Linked DNA regions of Homo sapiens: region 1 is linked to region 2. A link is an interaction called in ENCODE POLR2A ChIA-PET data of the cell type or tissue named here. Cell type or tissue: PC-3. All regions are shown on one strand. Each heading gives the region's core, and the rest is flanking DNA. Links, peaks and the distances in the headings are about the cores only. Region 1 overlaps TMC5 (transmembrane channel like 5). Region 2 overlaps SMG1 (SMG1 nonsense mediated mRNA decay associated PI3K related kinase).

The links. ChIA-PET counts read pairs that join two places held together with the same protein. Peaks named below come from ENCODE experiments on the same cell type or tissue, not always from the same donor. Only the 100,000 strongest peaks of a DNase experiment are listed, where the experiment ranks them.
Region 1: POLR2A ChIA-PET joins it to region 2 with 5 read pairs; 1 of 35 experiments calls an interaction of 5 or more read pairs at or near these places.

Annotation. Positions count from the first base shown.
Region 1 is chr16:19,428,817-19,433,213 of GRCh38, reverse strand. It overlaps TMC5 (transmembrane channel like 5), which reads right to left. Exons shown (of 22, transcript NM_001261841.2): 2 at 2,574-2,801. Among named protein-coding and RNA genes, the nearest start is that of TMC5, 13 kb to the right of the region's middle. In PC-3, for the core only: no CTCF peak of the experiment used is centred there; no DNase peak of the experiment used is centred there; H3K27ac peaks cover 2,028 bases.
Region 2 is chr16:18,803,168-18,807,564 of GRCh38, reverse strand. SMG1 (SMG1 nonsense mediated mRNA decay associated PI3K related kinase) reads left to right here. Exons shown (of 63, transcript NM_015092.5): 63 at 1-2,705. Among named protein-coding and RNA genes, the nearest start is that of ARL6IP1, 3.8 kb to the right of the region's middle. In PC-3, for the core only: no CTCF peak of the experiment used is centred there; no DNase peak of the experiment used is centred there; H3K27ac peaks cover 880 bases.

The sequences.
Region 1 (4,397 bases), core at 245-4,244, 630 kb before region 2:
AGTAGCTTTTCATGAGCAAGAAACAAACCTTTATGTTTTAAGACATTTAGATTTTGAGATAGTGTTATTTTGATGCAGCAGAGTTTAGACTAGCCTGACTGATACAAATCATTTTGGTCTTTGTTTTGAATCTTTGACAAATTTATATATATGTATGTATGTATATAACTTCATATTGTATGCGTATATGTGTATTATATGTGTATATTATATGTATATACACACAAAGATATCCATACAATTTATGTATATATTTATTCATATCTACATATATAATAGATCTACACATATAATATACATTATATATACACATTCATAGAACACACATACAAAAACACACATAGATTAGATAGACAGATAAATAGACAGATGGGTAGATAGATGATAGATAGATAGAAAGATGGATGTTATATGTGATCAGCCAACAATTAGCTTCAAGTCTGTTGGACAGTTCTCTGTTCCATTGCCATTTGACAAGAGCTTGTGTATTGCACATCTGTTTCACAGTTGGGAACAAATGCTGTAACCATACCACCTGCACTGCAACAAATACCTAAACAAACAAAGAGCTAAACCCACAGAAAAGGATTGGGAAAGAGAGAGGAGGAAATGGCCATAAGGAAATAGTCTCTCACACTGATGTCACATGAAGTGGGAGTGGCCTTCTGAGAACCTTACCCTTAGCTTCCTGTTAACTATTAGAGGAGTAAATGAGGTATGCTGCAGGTTCAAAGGAATGATACTGTTTCCTGTTGCCTTGGAAAAAGCACAAAGAGGGTACTATCCTACTTTCTTTCTTCCTGGTTTTTCTCTAGCACCTCCTCAATAAGGGCTATTGAACCATCTATTTCAATTCCTCCTTTCCATATCCCATTTAGGGTTTCTCACTTCACCATTTGAATGGTTTTCAATCACATGCCCAAGCAATGACATGTCTTCTAAGGCTGTTAATTGAGGACTCCTTACTTGATGTTGCAAGGCTTCCTGGTTCGAATGGGTCATCTAAGTATCTTGTGTTTGTCATTCAGCTAATTCAGAAATCTTCTAGGGATCAATTACATCCTAGAATATGGATGAGGTCACAGTCAAGCTATTTACCTGGCTCTCTGCCGCCTCCCACTTCTCCCCGCCTCAAGCTAACATAAGGCCAGGCCAGCCACCCACGAGTTCTGTTCTGCACCACCAAAATGATCTCACGAAACCCAGACACTCAGCCAGAATTGCTAAGGATTGTCAGGCCAAGCTTTGTGTATAATGACAAAAAACTGGGAGCAATTCAAAAATTCATCAACAGGGGATGGGCTGAATCAGTCACAGGACATCTGCACAGTGGAATACCATGGAACCGTCACAAAGAATGCTTTAGATCTACAGGTGCCAGCAGAAGATGGCCAGCTGTGATTCTTATCTTTAATCTCCTTTTCCCATCTCCTGCCCTGGGCCTGGCTAGAACATGTGATCATGAAGCCTGTGAATTGTCCAAAGGTTAATTTTTCTAATTGAGGCCATTTATTACCTGAAAGACAGGAAAGAGAAACCAGGGCCTTACAAAACAGCAAATTGACCAGCACCAAGAGCAGGAAGTTGCCCCGAGAGAGGCAAAACAAGGCCACAAAGTCCAATTTCAGCCGTACATTTTGTCTTCTTCTTCTTCTTTTTTTTTTTTTTTCTGAGATGGAAGGTCCCTCCTGTTGCCCAGGCTGGAGTGCAATGGCACGATCTCGGCTCACAGCAACCTCCGCCTCCTGGGTTCAAGCGAGTCTCCTGCCTCAGCCTCCCAAGTAGCTGGGATTACAGGCACCTGCCACCATGCCCAGCTAATTTTTTGTATTTTTAGTAGAGACGGGGTTTCAGTATGTTGGCCAGGCTGCTACCGAAGTCCTGACCTCAGGCAATCCACCCACCTTGGCCTCCCAAAGTGCTGGGATTACAGGTGTGAGCCACCGCGCCCGGCCCCCACGTTTTATCTTCTAACGGGGTGAACTTTGTCATGAAAACCCATGATTAACCTCTTAACATAAATGAAATCAATGTTCTATATGCTAGTGATGATCCTGTAAATAATGTAAGATCCCTACATACTTAAGACCCACAGTTAAAATTATGAAAATGATTCTACAGAAGTTTTTAACTAGTTCCAATGAACCATCATTTATTTGACTTAAAACAGACCAAATAATTTTTAAAAAATTGTTTTTGTTGTGGCGCGTGCCTGTAATCTCAGGTACTCAGGAGGCTGAGGCAGGAGAATTGCTTGAACCAGGGAGTGGGAGGTTGCAGTGAGCTGAGACCGTGCCACTGCACTCCAGCCTGGCGACAGAGCGAGATTCAGTCTCAAAAAAAAAAAAAAAAATTGTTTTTATTGCAGAGAGTGGAGAGAAGGAAAGAAATTAGTCCCAATAAAATTCTGTTTTGCCATCTAAGGATATTAAAGGCAATGGCAGCTATCACAATTGACTATCACCATTATCTCATAAAACATTTTATGGACTTAAAAAAAAGAGAGGGAGACCCCATCTCAAAAAGAAGGGTAGTTTATTTAACCGAATAAATTCAGCTGTATGAAAACTTACTTTTTTGCCCTTATTGTTCTTGCTTTGTCCCAAGTAGATGCAAATGTTGTGCAAACCAACTTGATCTTAAGATGTTGTTGAGAACACTGGAGTCACGTGTCCATGGGTCCTTCAGGCTGGCTTTTGATGGGAGCTGGGATGCAGATGATTTACGGAGGGTTATAATCTGTGATGCTGGTCTGAAGTCTGAATATTCCAAGTTGCTGACTGCAGGCAGAGCCTCATGTCCTGAAAATCAGAAGACAGAGGACTTAAACTTCCATAAAAGATGGGCTCATACTGTACAACCCAATCCTGTGCATTTGGAAGCAGAAAACACTGCCTCAAATGGCTTCCTGTTTTCTCTTCTCTTAAAAACTTGAAACATTAGACTACAGTGAAGCATAGAGAAGAAAAGGTCAAATATTAACTCATACTAATCTTTTTCATATGAATTCCAGACTTGCATTTGTTTTCTTAAGGAAATAAAACATTTCTGGTGAAGCTCTCTAATACCTCTTCCTAATCCAATTTTCCAGTGTCCTCTTCCCTGTCTGGAAGGTGCCACTATCGTAAATGTGGTGTGTGACTTTCCAGGGCATATGCTGTTCATACCGTGACCACTGTTATGAGTTGAGTTGCATCCCCTCAAAAAGGTATGTTCAAGTCCCAGTCCGCAGTACTTCAGAATGTGACCTGATTTCTAAGTAGGATCTCGGTGGAGGTAATCAAGTTAAAATAAGTTCACTGGGGTGGGACCTAATGCAACATGACTGGTGTCCTTATAAAAAGGGGAACTTTGGGCCAGGCACAGTGATTCCCGCCGTAATCCCAGTACTTTGGGAGGCCGAGGCAGGTGGATCACCTGAGGTCAGGAGTTCAAGACTGGCTAATTCTAAAAATTCTTGAAAGGCTATGAAAAAGAATTTAAAAAAGAAGAAATCGCTCATTCCCAGGCACCTCATTTCAACCAAAGTTTCACATTAGCGGTTCTGGAAGCTCCCATTCTTTTTGCAGGCACCTGATCTTGGACAGACAACTCCAACACAAGGATGATGGCCCCCACACATGGACGAGTGGTTGCCAGAGCACCAGGTCATGGGACGCTCACACACAGGCACATTTCAGCAGAGACATTGATTTCGTTTGCTTGCCTGCTCTTGATTGCTCTTTCTGGGAATGTGTATTAGTGTAATGATTACTTTGGCTGTCAGCCTCGATGCCATGACAAATAAATGCCAGGAACTCCTTTATCTGCAGTGTGTAATGTTTAGGACCAGGAAATAAAGGTAATGTCAATAGTCTCTAAATAGCAAGTGAGAGCAATAGCTTCCATCACTCAATTAACAAAGCCTTCCTGTAAATAAACATTTGTTAGTATTGAGATCCATGTTGGCTTTTCAGAGTGTCAGGCACATTCACAGCCATACACTTAGACTCCTTGGAGCCTAAGAAAATGAGGCCTATGCTTAGAAAATAAGGTCTGTGGTTTCAAGACAGCAAGATCAAACCTATGAATAGGAAAATAAAAATACTGGTCGGGCATGGTGGCTCATGCCTGTAATCCCAGCACTTTGGGAGGCTGAGATGGGCAGATCACTTGAGGCCAGGAATTGGAGACCAGCCTGACTAACATGGCGAAAACCCATCTCTACTAAAAATAAGAAAATGAGCCAGGCGTGGTGGCTCGCACCTGTAATCCCAACTACTTGGGAGGCTGAGGCACAGGAATTGCTTGAACCTGGAAGGCGGAGGTTGCAGTAAGCCGAGATCATGCCACTGCACTCCAGCCTGGGCAACAGAGAGAGACTCTGTCTCAAGAAAACAAAACAAAACAAAACAAAA
Region 2 (4,397 bases), core at 309-4,308:
TATCAGTGCTTTTTTGGTACTTTAACAAGTATTGTAGGCACGGTGGATTTTTTTGAAATACCCATGTGTCCAATAGCAAGTTAAGGAACCTAGCGCATCAAATTTTGTTTTCTTCATTCATTTGGAACCTTATTTTCGCAAAAAACCTAGCTGGAATAATAATGCCATATTGTATTTTGCACACTGCTTTATTTTCTAGAGGCTCTGGGAGCAAATTACATTCATCACATTACCTCTGCTCTCTCAAGATTAAAGTCTTTCAGCAACATTCTTTATTGTCATCATAAGGAAAAACTTTTATCGCAATGATAGTCAGTTCACATTAGTTTAGCACTATAGATAGTATTCAGAAATTGCTTTCTCTTTGGTAAAGAAGATAAATAGGTGAATTTTATTGCCTGTGTTTTCAGGCTTCAGAGGTACCTGGCACCTTACTCAAGCAAAAACAAAAAACAGCTTTACTTCAAAAGCATGTGCCTCTGGTAAATTATCCATCACTTTTGTTTTAAAGTGGTCCCTCCAAGAATAATGTGGCATACACAGTGGGTTTGGTTGTAAGGCAGATGTAATAGATGACTTCAAAAGCCTGCTCCTTACTGCACTCTGGACAAGGCCCTGGTCTGTATAGTTTGGCTTCCTCTGTTAAGTCATTCTACAAGGTGACTTGCCATTTGAACTTTCGTAAGAGACCTCAGCAGTTAGACTGAGAAAAGTTAGAGTGCTGTAGTTATGAAGTCATACATTTTTGATAAAATACCTGTGGAAAACCAGGGATCCTCTCCTGTTTCTCTCTCTTGCCTCCCCCTTTCCCTCCATTCCTCTGTCGCCTCCCCCTCTCCTCCACTTTCTTTAAGAATCAGGGGGTACAGAATAACCTACAAACAACCTCTTCAAAGTACCCTTGGAAATTGAAGTTCAATCTTAAGTTTTTTGCTGTCTTTAATTTACTAGAATTGCCTAATTTTTAGTTGATTTCTCTACAGAGCTTAGCTTGTGTAGTTATTTCTCTTTTACTGTTGCTTTGGTGTGTCTTGAAGTTTGATTGATTATTTTTGGTCATTGAGTTCTTAGTGTAGTTTGCTAGATGATTATTAAGATTCTTTTGTGTCTGACACTTGTGGTGAGTTGCTTTTGAAATCTGTTGAGATTTCCATGTGAGAACTGATAATCAGGCTCTTGATCTGCTTCCCTAAATTACTTTTTTAGAGCCCAAACCCCAGGTTTAGGGTGAGGGTTTGTAATACAAAGAAACACTTCCATCACTTCTGCCCTTAACCCTTGCCTCTATTACCTAAGCTTAGTAAGTAGTTTTCTTAATATTGTCCAATGTTTGGTGTTATCTGCATTGTTTTTTGTTTTTTTAATTGTGGTTGTTCTGACGTGTGAAATTTAAGGAAAGAGCCATTTTTTAAAAATGCCGAGCAGGGCAATGCAAGTACAGCCAAATATTAGACTTGATGTGCAATCTTCGGTCCTTTTTAATCTGGGGTATTATAGGCAGTACTTTAAATTGCAAAGTCTTCCGGGCCTATTTTCCTCTACATTTTTGTAATTAACTCTGGGGGCTTACTTGTTTTGGCAGTACTGAAATCAAAGGAGCTGGTTCTTCTTTTCTCCCAATTATTTTCATATGAAAGCACCTACAATTAGCCTGTTAGTCCTATTCAGATACATCAAATATCAGTGAATGCTTTACTATTCGCACATTTAAGCATCTTTGTTTTACATAAAATTAGAGTATGAAAACCAGTGTTCAATTTTTTATCTTGTTGAGCTTGTAAAATGCCAGCAATTTAAAACTAGGACTTTTCCCCCCATAAGCCAAGGAGGTAGAATTACTAATACAAGGGTTAAAGAAGGTAGATTTTGTTTTCAATATTTGGGTAATATTAGAAAGATTCTTCCCACAGGGAAGAACTAGCAAGTGTCCCAATTTTTTCCAAACGTTGGGGAGGGGAAAATTCACTGTATCATGAAACCCTAAGGGTTTGTTGCACTTCCTGCTTTTTAGGCCTGGATAACAGTATCACCATCCTTATTTACAGAAGGGTAAAACTGACTCTTAATGAGAAAAGCTTTATAAGTTCAAGGGCTGTAAAATATGAACTACTTAGGGTCGTTTGCCTTCCATGGGAACTTGGCTAGACTTAGAAAAAGCTGTTTGTTGTGCTAATGTAAAAGTGTCATACAATTTAGAAGATTTTTGAAGATGGTAAACTTAGAAGAATTCTATGTTCTGAAATGCACACTTTTAGAATGTTTTTCTTTGAAAACAGGCTAATAGTTTTTTCTTTTTTTGACAAAGTTTCAGCTCCTCTTTAAAGTTATTGTGTCATTTTTCTGGTTTAAATTTCCCTTATATTTCCACCTGTAATGTCAGTGGCAACAACATCATACTTCACTTACTTGTTAATTTACTTTTTACCCTTATTCTAAGAGCAAGTTGAGTTGAACTGAATCTTCCTTGTCTTAGTAACAATGTATAAATAGTGGCTTTTCTGTACAAAAGGTTGTAATGCCTCCTGATGGATATAATTTTGTGATTGTATTTAAAAGTTGAATAAATCACACCAGCTTCCTGAAAATGTTCATAATGCATCTTTTGGAAAACAAATACATGCCTACTTTGTGCATATTTGCATTAACATGGCAAAGATTGTATGAAATACCTGTTTTTCAGAAAATAAAGGTTCAGTCTCAAAAGATACAGCATTTAAGTTCTGAATTTATTGGTCAAAATAGATTTTGGAAAACTTGAAACCTTTTGGAACCTGGGTAGCTTGAAAAAACAAAACGACAGGGTCTCCCTATGTTGCCCAGGCTGATCTCGAACTCCTGGGCTCAAGTTACACTCCCACTTCAGCCTCCCAAAGTGCTGGGATTACAAGCCTGAGCCACTAAGCCGAGCCAAGCCTAGTCTTTTTTTTCTGAATAGCACTAATACCTCAAAAAAGACCCCTAAATTCTCAGAAAAGTAACTATTTTATTCTCAAACATCTGTTGTATTTTTGAATAGCAGTAGAAATTCTACTTCAACGATAAAATTCTTTGTGTTAAGGCCCAATTTATAAAGCTTAATTTTGGCAGTATTTAAAAACAAAATTCCCGTAGATCATTATTGACAGATAGGTGCATTCCTTGGAGTGTGAAACCTCTGAAAAAAAATAGAAAATGTCCAGCTTGGCTTTATATCTTGGAGATTGCATTTGTTGCTGCTAAATGAAGTTAGTAAGATTTGTGTTAACTGCTTAGTCATCTGGCACATTTCAAAAGATCACATCCTGTCTCTGTAGGACAAAAACAAAGCTCTAAAGAAAGCTATGTTAAGGGTGGGTGTTTTTTAATAATTAGACCAATCGGAAATTTAGTGAGAGACCATATAGCAGGGCTGTGCATTTAGAAATAGGTATGGGAATACATTGTTAAGTAACAAAAAATACTAAGTGGAGAAACTGCTGTTTCAGTTGCTTCTGTTTTTTTCACCTACCTTCATTTCACAAGCTGGTGTTAACAAGTCTTAAGTTGTGCATGGAAAACTTGGGTGAAAACAAGAAGCATATTCTGCAGCAAAAGCTGATTTCCCAAAAGTAGAAATGTCAGTTTTAAACCCTAATAAAATACCCTCTCTTTTGGAAGTGGCTATTACTGTGGGTCTAGCAAGATCACATACCCAGTGCTCAACATATTCACTAATTATGTGGCTGCTGATTGCTTCGATCTTTTTGACTTTTTTTTTTTTTTTTTTTTTTGAGACAGGTTTTTTGCTCTGTCACCCAAGCTTAAGTGCATAGGTGCAATCATAGCTCACTGCAGCCTCTATTTCCTGGGCTCAAGGGATCTTCCCTGCCTCCCCATTTGTATTTTTTTTTTTTTAGGGGCGTGGAGAAGAACCTGCTCCTCAGACTCCATAGCTTTAAAATCTCTCCAAATAGCGTCTCTGTCAACTGGCTGTATCCTGCCTTTACAACTTCTTTACCCCAACATTCTCCAAAGTGGCACTTTATTGAACAGTCAGCTTCCCTTGCAAAGACTTTTTTTCAAGTGCTTCTCCCTGATTCAGATACTTCACTCCCCTTTCCCCGAAAGACCCACAGCAAATTGACACCCTTCCATGAAATTCACAATGCTCCTGCCCTTGCCCAGCTCTCTTAGGGGCAGTATGTGGTCTGCAGCTATGTTCTCTCACATTTATGACTTCCTTGAACATTTAAGAACCTGGTGGTTACTTAAGGAACATTTTAAAAATAAATTTAAATTCAATGGCCGAATACAAATGACCATGAGATTGGAAGTTAAAACCTGTAAAAAAGATAAAAGGTTGGAAGTTAAAACTATAGTTAATTCACCTGAAACAAACATCTGATCCGGACATTTGGCATGATTCTGTTTGTATCAAA